Linked DNA regions of Homo sapiens: region 2 is linked to region 1. A link is an interaction called in ENCODE POLR2A ChIA-PET data of the cell type or tissue named here. Cell type or tissue: OCI-LY7. All regions are shown on one strand. Links, peaks and the distances in the headings refer to the core of each region. The heading gives the core; the rest is flanking DNA. Region 1 overlaps ZNF608 (zinc finger protein 608). Region 2 overlaps LOC101927421 (a long non-coding RNA gene).

Evidence for each region. Peaks named below come from ENCODE experiments on the same cell type or tissue, not always from the same donor. Only the 100,000 strongest peaks of a DNase experiment are listed, where the experiment ranks them.
Region 2: POLR2A ChIA-PET joins it to region 1 with 7 read pairs; 2 of 35 experiments call an interaction of 5 or more read pairs at or near these places.

Annotation. Positions count from the first base shown.
Region 1 is chr5:124,707,282-124,712,665 of GRCh38, forward strand. The region is part of intron 2 of ZNF608 (zinc finger protein 608); the gene reads right to left. Among named protein-coding and RNA genes, the nearest start is that of ZNF608, 37 kb to the right of the region's middle. RefSeq lists an enhancer at 1,813-2,552. In OCI-LY7, for the core only: no CTCF peak of the experiment used is centred there; DNase peaks (open chromatin) are centred at 430 and 2,356; H3K4me3 peaks cover 2,754 bases; H3K27ac peaks cover 4,196 bases.
Region 2 is chr5:125,104,394-125,109,777 of GRCh38, forward strand. The region is part of intron 2 of LOC101927421 (a long non-coding RNA gene); the gene reads left to right. Among named protein-coding and RNA genes, the nearest start is that of ZNF608, 360 kb to the left of the region's middle. In OCI-LY7, for the core only: no CTCF peak of the experiment used is centred there; no DNase peak of the experiment used is centred there.

The sequences.
Region 1 (5,384 bases), core at 97-5,096:
CTCTGCTGCCAGGTAGAAGGAGAAGGCGAAACCCAGGACTGCCGAGAAGCAAGCCTCCAGAAGGCAGAGAGATTCCCTCCTTTACCTGGGATCAGGTCTAAACCCTGACAGGGAAGCTTGCCACAGCTTTCTCACGTCTATTGCCAAAAATATCCACACCGATCCTGCTATTAACCCCTCAATCCCGGGATCACCAACAACCAGAGGGGGAATGGTGTTTTACTTTGCTCAGAGCCAATATTGTTATAGTCTATGAGAATGCTGGGGCACGATTACTTAATGTTCACGTTTTCTCCATATCCTGGTATTGGGCTGTTTTATGAGATTGCCCATAGTCACCTCTTCATTTAAAAAGCATTAGAAAGAGACTCCACTACTACGTAGGGGAAATCACAGCTCTTTAGAGGCGACCACTGCTGCAGTCTCTTACTTTGCATTTTAACCACCCTTTTTCTGCCTGACGTCACTGCTTCTTTAGCAAAGCAGGGGAAGCTTTAAAAACCATTTCCTTAAATTAGGCACTGATCTTTTCTCCAGAACTAATCATTGAGGCTGAATTTCCATCCCTAAAGGACAAACCTGTAACAACTGAATTTTGGTCACTTCTAATTCTGCCTTTTCGTAAATGTGATGGAGACAACTCTTCCTTTCAGAACCATGATCAAAGCAATTTACGCTTTGCAGCTTGCTGAGAAAACAACATGGGCAAATTCTCACAAAGGGTCTAAGGTACCAGACTTTTTCCGCCTCCTTTAATTCTCACAACATTCCTGTTTTATAGAAGCAGAAACTGAAGATCTCAGAGGATGGGCCACTTTATCTAAGGAGCTGAAATTCAAGACCAAAGCTCTCTGATCTTAAAGTCCATGGGCTTTCTCATAAAAATAGTAACATCAGCAGCTACTTTTTAACACATACAACATAGAGGAATTATAACTGTCTTACCACATATAGTGTAGGAGGGATTATACTGTGCATTCTCTCTTTTGATCTTTACAAAATTGTTAAGGGAAGTATTTTACAGATGAGGAAAAGGAAACGTGGGAAAAGTTAAGTAACTTAAAAGGTCACTCAGGGTCGGTGGCTGAGCCAGAATTTGACCCCACATTGGTCTAACATCAAACGCAAACCCTTCTAAATGTAAAATAGAAGATGAGATGGAAAGAAATCTTTCTCCATGGGTAATTTCTGGCCCTTTTCTGTATGTTGGAAGCAATATACCTGAATCACCCTTTATTACCCATAGTTCAGAATAGTGAATCTCAGGCTTGCAAGCAAATAATACAATCCCTTCAGAAACCTCACTTTAAAACCTTACTGAAACCAAAGCTCAGCTTTTGTTTTATTGTTGTTGTTTTAAATCATCCAATTCTAAAACTACCGTTATGCACAGACTGGGAATTATATTGCCATTTCCACTTTCTCATTATCAGGTATGAAGACCAACCCTGCCCTCAAGTGCTGTTCAGGCTTAGCAGCTGATCTGGTAGGACTTGGCCTGGGGATGGACCAGGGCTCTGGCCCCAAGGCCAGTGGGGCCAAGACGGATGCTTCCACCTCCAGCCAGAACCCCCACCATGCCAAAATTCCAGAATGCCAAAAATCCAAGGCCCGGTGCAGTGGCTCACGCCTGTAATCCCAGCACTTTGGGAGGCCAAGGCGGGTAGATCACCTGTGGTCAGGAGTTCAAGACCAGCCTGACCAACATGGAAAAACCCAGTCTCTACTAAAAATACAAAAATTAGCTGGGCGTGGTAGCGGCTCCTGTAATCCCAGCTACTCGGGAGGCTGAGGCAGGAGAATTGCTTGAACCCAGGAGGCGGAGATTGCAGTGGGCCGAGACTGCACCATTGCCCTCCAGCCTGGGCAACAGAGAGAGACTCTGTCTCAAAAAAAAAAAAAAAAAAAAAAAAAAAATCTGGGTTCTGCATGGTACTGCTTTGGGGTGGAGAGGAAAGGGGGTCACTGACTCTTCGTGTCTGACTGCCAGAAGGATCCCTATATGCAGGTCACAAAGCAAGAGAATGTACACAGCTACATGTGTAAAATACGCTTTAAACAGCAGTGACTATTTTTAACTTCATTCTCTAGCCATGACAGTTTTCAAAGCAAAACAGAAGGTACTGAGTATGTAAAGATGGAATATAATTAAACTACTCTACTCAATGTCTTAAATTTCTTTTGTTATGAAGCCAAATTAAATTCCTCCCTCAAAGGCCTTGAACTGTGTAGAGTTCCATAGCTAAGCGATATTGGTGGAGGCGGAGCAGACACAGGGACTCTTTTCTACCACACCACATCAGTTGTCACATACTTAGCCTCAGTTGTGTTCTTTGAAAACCTGTCCTACTGCTGAGCCACAGATACTTAATCTGTTTCAAAAGTGCCGCTGACATCTTTCACTGCTCAGAGAGCTGTGTGTGCTTTAAATAGTGGCAGTAAATGATCAGTGTTTTCATATCTTGTTCATAAGAGTTCTCTGATTTCCTCTCATCCCATTTCCAAAGACACTTAAAGCACAAAAATAAGCCACAAAGAAAGGAGACCATCGTAAAGGCACTAAAAAAGCCTGTGTTCTTGGATTAATCCTTTGCACAAGGCCCTTTGTACAAAGCTGAATTCCTGAAAAGTTCCATGCAAATTCCATTTCTATCAATTAGATCTTGTTCCCAATCCCTTAAAAGTGAAAGTTTTTAAAAAGAAAGTTCAGTGGTAAATTCTGGATGTTGCTAAACATGGTTGCGCCTACATTAGCCAATAAATCAATTTCAAAACACATGAATAATGCATGTATCTTAGTTGATATTGGTCATTGATAAATACATTGTCCTTGTGTGACCCTTATTTCTCCTTGAAATTAGGTTGAAATCAGGGAAAGGTTAGAAGTCTCTCATCCTTATGCTTCTGGATGCAGACATGATTTTAAGAAGAAAGAAAGGCAGGAAGAAAGGAAAGAAAAGCCCATTTTGGAAACCACCGTATTCCGATTTCTCTCAGCTTAACATCAGTCATTTTTCTTACCTTCTTTTAGGGAATCTCACTTGCAACCACCTAAAAGGAGTATTTTCAACTAAAATTTTACACATTTGAATTACAAACTCAAAACATGCTGGTCATAACAAATTAAATGACAAGGAAGTGCCTGAGTCACACTGTATGGGAGCTATGTGGTGTATAAAGCTATGCGGTGAGCTGAGATCCATGTAAAGGGAAGGCCACAGAAGCACCCAAAGCATCGTGGGTCGGCTACAGAAGAAGACAATTTTGACTCCCTGTACAGGACACTATCTTGGTACCACTCACTTTCCTCCCTGCAAAATCTGAATATTGCTCACATATATTCAACATATGTCCAAGAAGCTTCTTATGTATGTCTCCTGCCTCTTCTTTCCATACCTCCCAAATGTTGATCCAAAACACTGATCAATTTTAATAAATTAAGCAAAGTTTTGAAAATGTGATTTCATTCTGAATCACAGTTAAGCAACTGGGTAAAGCTCTCCATACTTTATCACAGAGATGGAATGGTTAGAGAGAACATGACAAAGCTTCCCCATACACCATCTCTATACATGCATGTATATGGTATTTCCATCCATATGTAATACTTAGCTACATATCTATTGTCAAGGACTCTTTAAAGAAACATTCATTTTTACTACAGCTCTAGAGAAAGGCAAGGGTGGGTTTTCTCATCTGATTGTGTAAACTGAAGAAACTTAGTCTTAAGAGATAAGTTACTTCTCAGGGTCAGGAGCAAAAACAAGAGGCCACAGCCTGTCCCAATGAGGTCTATCATGCCCCCTACCAAGTTCTAAACCATAAACCACTTTTAAAAGTTTCTTCTCACAGAGGCCTACACAAAAAAAAGCTGCTTGCTCACAGGTCCAGAATTCGGTTTCCCCACCTTGAGAACACAGCAGATTTTATTAATAAAAGTCAACAGATCACTCTCCAGAGAGAACCTCTCTTCTAACAGTTTCTTGTGTGTTCTTTCAGAAATTTTATACATATAGAAACATACAGAGGAAGAAGGAATAACTTTTCATTTTATAGCCTTCTATGCTGCTTAAATTTTGACATGACCATATACTATTTTACCATTTTTTAAACTAACTTTTTAATGAAAAGATGCTAAGGCATTCCACTTTAGAGTAAAAGTAAAGCAGAGAGGAGAGGGTAGATGCTTGAAGACTATTATTTCAACTCCTCATGCAGAGGTCCTGAAATCCACAAGTGAGTCCAAGGTGGCATAAGGACCTAGTTTGTGTGACAGGAATCATGTATTAACCCCAGGCCCTCCCCTTTAGATGGGTTGCCGTTTAAGCCGCCTCACTGTTGGGGAAGTCATTCCTTCATCCAACAAGTTTTTGCCAGGTGCCACAATGTGCCAAAGGTGGGGAGATGAGCAGTGGCCGCAGAGCCAAATGTGGTCAGAGCTGAAGGTGGTCAGTTAAGCCCAGGGCATTGTGGGAGCACCAAGGGGGTGGGGCAGGGACAGGGAGAGCTGAGGCTGGAATATCAGAGAATTCACAAGAGCCCAGGCCAGGCTAAGAATCTGGGGGGTTATTATGAAGTTGGAAGTGGGCACTGAGGATTTTAAAGTAGGGGCACGGAAGGATTCGATTGTTAATGTGGTAAAAAGCACACTGGAAGCCATGGGAAAACAGATGAGACAGGGCAAGACTGGAGGAAGGAAGACAAGAAACCATTACCAATTAGCCGGGTGTAGGTGTGTGCCTATAATCCCAGGTACTCGGGAGGCTGAGGCAGGAGAATCACTTGAACCCAGGAGGCAGAGGTTGCAGTGAGCTGAGATCGCACCATTGCACTCCAGCCCGGGCAACAAAGCCAGACTCCATCACAAAACATAAAAAAAGAAGCCATTGCAGTACTCCAAGAAGACCTGGCACCCGTGGTGGGGTGGGGGGATAGGGAGGAGAGATCAGACTCGGGAAGGTGGCAGAAGAGGACAAACTCAAGATGTGCCCCAGCGGTCTGTTTCAGTTGGTGACAGTGTCATGGCCTGGGATGGGGAGGATGGGCAGAGGATCGCCTGTTGGGCAACGTCTATCAGGCGAATGGACAGAATTAGATCATTCTAGATCATCTCTGTGACCCCTGGCAGAAAGAAAGTAATGAAGCCAGTGGAGTGGCTGAGTTGGCTCAGGGAAAATGCAAAGAATGTAAAGAGAAGGGCCAAAACCCTGTAGACCCCAATAGTGATGGGGCACAAAGAGTGAGAAGGAGCAGAGTGGCTGGAGAGGGACTGGCAAACCTGGAAAGTGGGGTGACTAATCTATGGAGTGGGGCTCTAAGAGTACCAAGGTCTGGGCAGTCTGGTGTCCAATGACACCAATGGAGAAGCCACGAGGAGACAGTGC
Region 2 (5,384 bases), core at 328-5,327, 400 kb after region 1:
GCCCTTTTATAAAATAGAGAGCTGCCTGTTATTTGGCTGAGCCATCCCATTTTTGAGCATCAGCGCTGCATAGATCAAAGCCCCAGAATTCAAGGCCATACGTTGCAAGGCTTTGTATAGCAAAACTCTTCAGTGTAGCAAAAAACTGGAAATGATCTGAGGGTCCATTCATTATGTAATGATTGAATATATCACAGTCAACAATGATATAAAATACTAAACTGACATTTGAAAAGATATGTTTGTGCTATAGCTATTGAACTAGGTAGATTTTTAGGATGGACTTTTGAGAATAGTAAAAAACATGTAGTATAGTATGAACTTATTTTTTATTTCCCATGACAAACATCAAGAAACACTCATACACACACACACACACACACACACACAAATAATGTATTAGCCTAGTAAAATTGCCTATATCAATAGTGATATGACTATTATTAGTGATATGATTTGGTGATGTGATTACATTTTCCTTTACAATAATTTATGTACCATGATAAACAATTATGTATTACTGTTATTATTTTTAAAAGTGAACAAAGGACACTTAGTATGGAAAAATAAATGATTGGGATAACCAAGTTTTATAGAAAATACCTTTCTCTCTATTGTCATTTAAAGTTTAATAATTTTAAAAGGAGAAACTTTGAATGTTGGTAATAATATTCTAAGTGTCAGAAGTAATAATAATGGGGTACTATATAATGCTCACTAATACATTGCTTTTTTTGTTTAGGGATCTAGAATCTTATTTTGGTTTCTTTTTTTAATTATTTATTTATTTTTTATTATTATACTTTAAGTTCTAGGGTACATGTGCGCAACGTGCAGGTTTGTTACATATGTATACGTGTGCCATGTTGGTGTGCTGCACGTATTAGGAGATATACCTAATGTCAATGACGAGTTAATGGGTGCAGCACATTGGTTTCTTTATCACTTCTTTCCATAAAATCCCTGGAAGAGAGAGATGTTCAAAGAAGGCTAAGAAAAATATCTCCTGAGTTCACCTTACCACCCATAGCCTTCCTTTTGCCTGATCCAATGGAAGCCTAGAGAGCAGAGTCAAAGCAGCCTTAACACAGGCCATTATGACTTTTCTTTTTTTTTTTCTTTTTAATCTCTTTGAGAGATGGGATCTCATTTTGTCACCCAGGCTGCAGTGCAGTGGCGATCATAGCTCATTGTAACCTTGAATTCCTGGGCTCAAGGGATCCTCCTGCCGTAGCCTCCTGAGGAGCTAGGATTACAGGCATGCACCACCGTGCTCAGCTAATTAATAATTTTTTTTTTTTTTGTAAGAGATGGAGTCTCGCTATGTTGCCCAGGCTGACCTTGAATGCCTGGGCTCAGGCAGTGCTCCCATCTCAACCTCTCAAAGTGTTGGGATTACAGGCGTGAGCCACCTATTATGACATTTCTAAGTCTACAAGAGAGCATCAAGACTTAGCACTGTAATAGTACAAAAATGTGTCTTTGCCAGAATAAAGGAAACAGGACTAGAGAAGAGCACCATATAGGTTTATTTATACTTCTAGTGTTTCATCCACTGGAAAGCATGGCTGAACAGTGTCTCGATATTTACTTTATCAGATTAGTACTCTCACCTTTTGGAAGATGAGTTTCTTGCCCTTGATGCCCATCCATGCTTGAGCAAGAAAGAGGAAAAGAAAGGTAGGACTTTTGTTGCTTAGATGATTCAGGTTAAAAACTACACATAAAAGGATATAATCTATTAAAAATCGAAAGCAACGATTGATAAGAGATGGAAATTAATCTTCAGCTACTTTTTCAAACTTTGGGAGTTCATAAAAATAAAAGCCATATTTTTTTCCAGGCACTTTTTGGTTTCTCAAATCATCTGTGCTTCAAGGAGAATTTAGTTCATATGTCTTTAATTAATTTACACTTAACTCATCAAAATGTTGACTTGTTATTCCAGCTATTTGATGTCTCAGAAATCATACACACATTTTAATGTATGTTCAAAGGTCTTTCCCCCTTTTGGATAAGGCAGTCATCATTAGCTAGCAGTAAACAGAACCTGGAAGAGCTTAAGCCTGGTTCCAAATGAAAAACTAAGGAAATTCCAAGGGGTTTGAAACTTGGCAAATTACTTTTTACACACATGGTTACAAAATCATTAAAGTGATAAACATGAGAAATGACCAAAATACATCAAAATCATCACAAGCATAAATAGAGTCTCTAGAAAGCGAAGACATTACTCAGGAGATTAAAATACATATCATATTGAGTCTATGTGCCTTAAAGGAAAGAATGTCAAGGTCAGCACAAACAGCCCCACAACAACCAATCTGTATCAATTATTGTGCAGAAACCAGTAGGCTAATATTTCCATGAAAAAGGGCAAATGATATTCTGCAGAAGTTTTGGTGACCTTATGACCTTCTTTCCTTTTAGGTAAAACATACTAAACACACATATCCCTTAAAAAGCTCCTACATGTTTACATATGTAGGCTGGAGGTAACTTTTCTTTTCCCCTGGATTGGATATGTTTTTAGACCAGAATATTTGAATAAAATCTATCATGGATTAATGTTTGATTGTCTAGTTTTACACTTAGCTTAGAGCTTAAAGCATGAATTAAATCTGAGCCAATTCTCATGATACATAAGCACAGACTTTTACAGCCATTTGATCCAGGAACCAGGTGTTTCCTTACTGAAGAGAGGAAGGAGTTCAGAAACTGCAAACTACATAAGGTATTCTGGGGCCAAATCCCATGCTAGGACCAAAGGAACCAATTCATGTCCAAGAATGGACTGTAGAGCAAAGCAGAGGATTCAAGATTCAGAGAAATGGATCAATAGAAATAAGAAATAGAAATGAATCACCAGGCACATGAGATAGAAGTGGATCAATAGGAACATGAAGCTGGAGGAATTGGAGCACACAAGAGTTAGGAAAATGTTCTGTGGTCCTGTGGGGAGTGGAGAGGGCAGAGACCTAACTAGAGGTAGAAGAAAGTCCACTTTGGGGTAATCCTCACGATTGCTAAACTCCTTGAATACTTTGATTTGCTTTATGTCCAGGGATAAACCCAGAAAGTAACAGAATTATCAGGGACAGAAGGAAACATAGTAGTCATCTCAACCATGTTTGTAAATTCTGATCCTTCTCATTTTTATGAATATGAATGTTTGTGGCGCAGCCTGGATGGGTAACATTTTTACCTAGCTATATACCCTAGCTAGTGTCTGAGCTGGGAAGAGCAGCCAGAGGGTGTCTCCTTATTTCTGGTCCACTATTCTTTTTACTTCATCCCATCCCAAGCTAACTAATCATTTCCTTTTGCTTTTCTTTCTCTTCCTACCCCTCCTCCTTCTCCTCCTTCTAGTTTCTTTTCTCTTCCTTTTTTTTTCTTTCATTGCCTCATTTACTCCCACTCTAACTCAAGATTGAAGAGTAGAAGTGACAAAATGTCATGCCCAAAGCTCAACTGGAATTATTTTCAGAGGGGTCACAGCGAAGCATGTTTGTTTCGTGAAGTTCAAGCTTATTTTCAGCATATGGGTTCAAAGCTGTAAACCAATCTTGAACCTTGGGAGCTGTGAGTTGACAAGATGGGACAGTATGTCAAAGAAAATAGGTTCAGAAGACTTGTAGGATGTCAGTTCTCTTTTTAAAAAGAACATTTTGGTGAATTAAGTGTAAATGAGTCAGGAAACACACGGATTTTATTTCCCTTGCCATATGCGTGGGTTTAAAAATTAATGGAAAAAATTTCTTGGCACAACATATTTTGAATTTTATTTGCCTTTTTTCTCTTATGATCTCTGGAAGATGGAAGCTGAGGAATGATGAAGACAATGGAATCAAAGGCAATTGTGAGTTTTACATGTTTATATAACACATGACACTTAGATTGAGCGGTAAGAACATCTAGTCTGAGAGCTTCCATTTTGAAAGCATTATATTTTTAGTGTTTGACCTCATTACATTACTGAAAGAAATATCCTAACAGGTATTTATCTGAATTAATTTTGTGGAAATCAGGGGCTGGACTGTGAGGAATCCATTTTACTGTAGGGAGTGTGATGCTTGAGTAAAGGTATGTAATTGGGCAATTAGAATAAAAGAGATAGTGAACTGCTTTAAATTTTTAAGGCTTTCAAAAAAATAAAACAATCTACTGGATGGTCTTTCATATGTAACATTTTATCTGTCTCAGACATTTTACCTTGCAAAGTATAACTAGGATCTTTGTAGAATTTTGATTATTTCTATCAAGAAAAACAAAAAAATATGTCAGGATTCTCTGAGTCTTTTTAATTTTTTTCTTTTTGGCCAACTCGATGGGGGGACATTTGACAATTATTCCATTGGCATTTTGGAGTACTTAGTCAAATTATCCTATTTGTTGTAGAAATACTTGTAATTAGCTAAATAAATCTCAAATGTTTTCTACAGGCAGTTTCTACAATCATCTCTTTTTTCAAACTTGTATTTGTTCCCTGATTTGCCCAGGAACTTCCAAGAGAATATACAAGTTTAAGTAAATTGTCTCTAGTTAGTTTGTGGTTTGGCTTTTAAAAACCCTAAAATGATTTAAATCAAACCATTTCAGACACTAGAATTGGAAGAAATCAGAACAAAGATATGCTTGTAATTTTATTAAAATGATAGGTTGGTCAGGACAAAAATACTCAACACTATTGAGTGCCAAGATGGAGTGTACTTAGAATAGCCTGCCTATTGATGGGGCCAGGCCATGTCACACAGCAAGAGCACTTTACATGGCATCAGCACATCTGTCCTTAAATATGTGACTTTTTTGTGTGTTGTTCTATGTATTCTAAATAGAAGGAAAACTGGGCTACATTTCAAAATTTAAATATGGTACATGAAAGGCTTTGTTCACATTTAATTAATTTACTGTTTATGTGCCATATGTTTAATCAGACACTGCTTCTATCCTACATGGAGGTAATGGGTAGGAATGAGGCATAAAGTTTTTTTTCCCCTCTTCTAAAAGTAAAAGGTACAAATTGAGATGATTTTCTAAGAAATGCCATTCACAATGACAAACTCATATGGCCACTGCTGTGACACAAGCCCTTAAATGATCACTTCATGGCTCATTAACTCTCAGAACTGTAAAGATAGGTAGGACCTTCAGCTCCAGAAGACAATACTTCAATTATTTTCAAGTGCAACTTTCCTCAGATATACTGCCACACTGCCTTGCCAACACTGTTTTGTTTAGAATTTCAGATCAGGTTTATTTTTAAAGTTATTAATAAAAAAATAAGAGACACTCTTAATTTAAACATGCAAACTTAAATCATGAAAATGTAGATTCGATAATTTTTAATGCAACTTGATCTATAGATAAGTAGACACCTTTTAGGA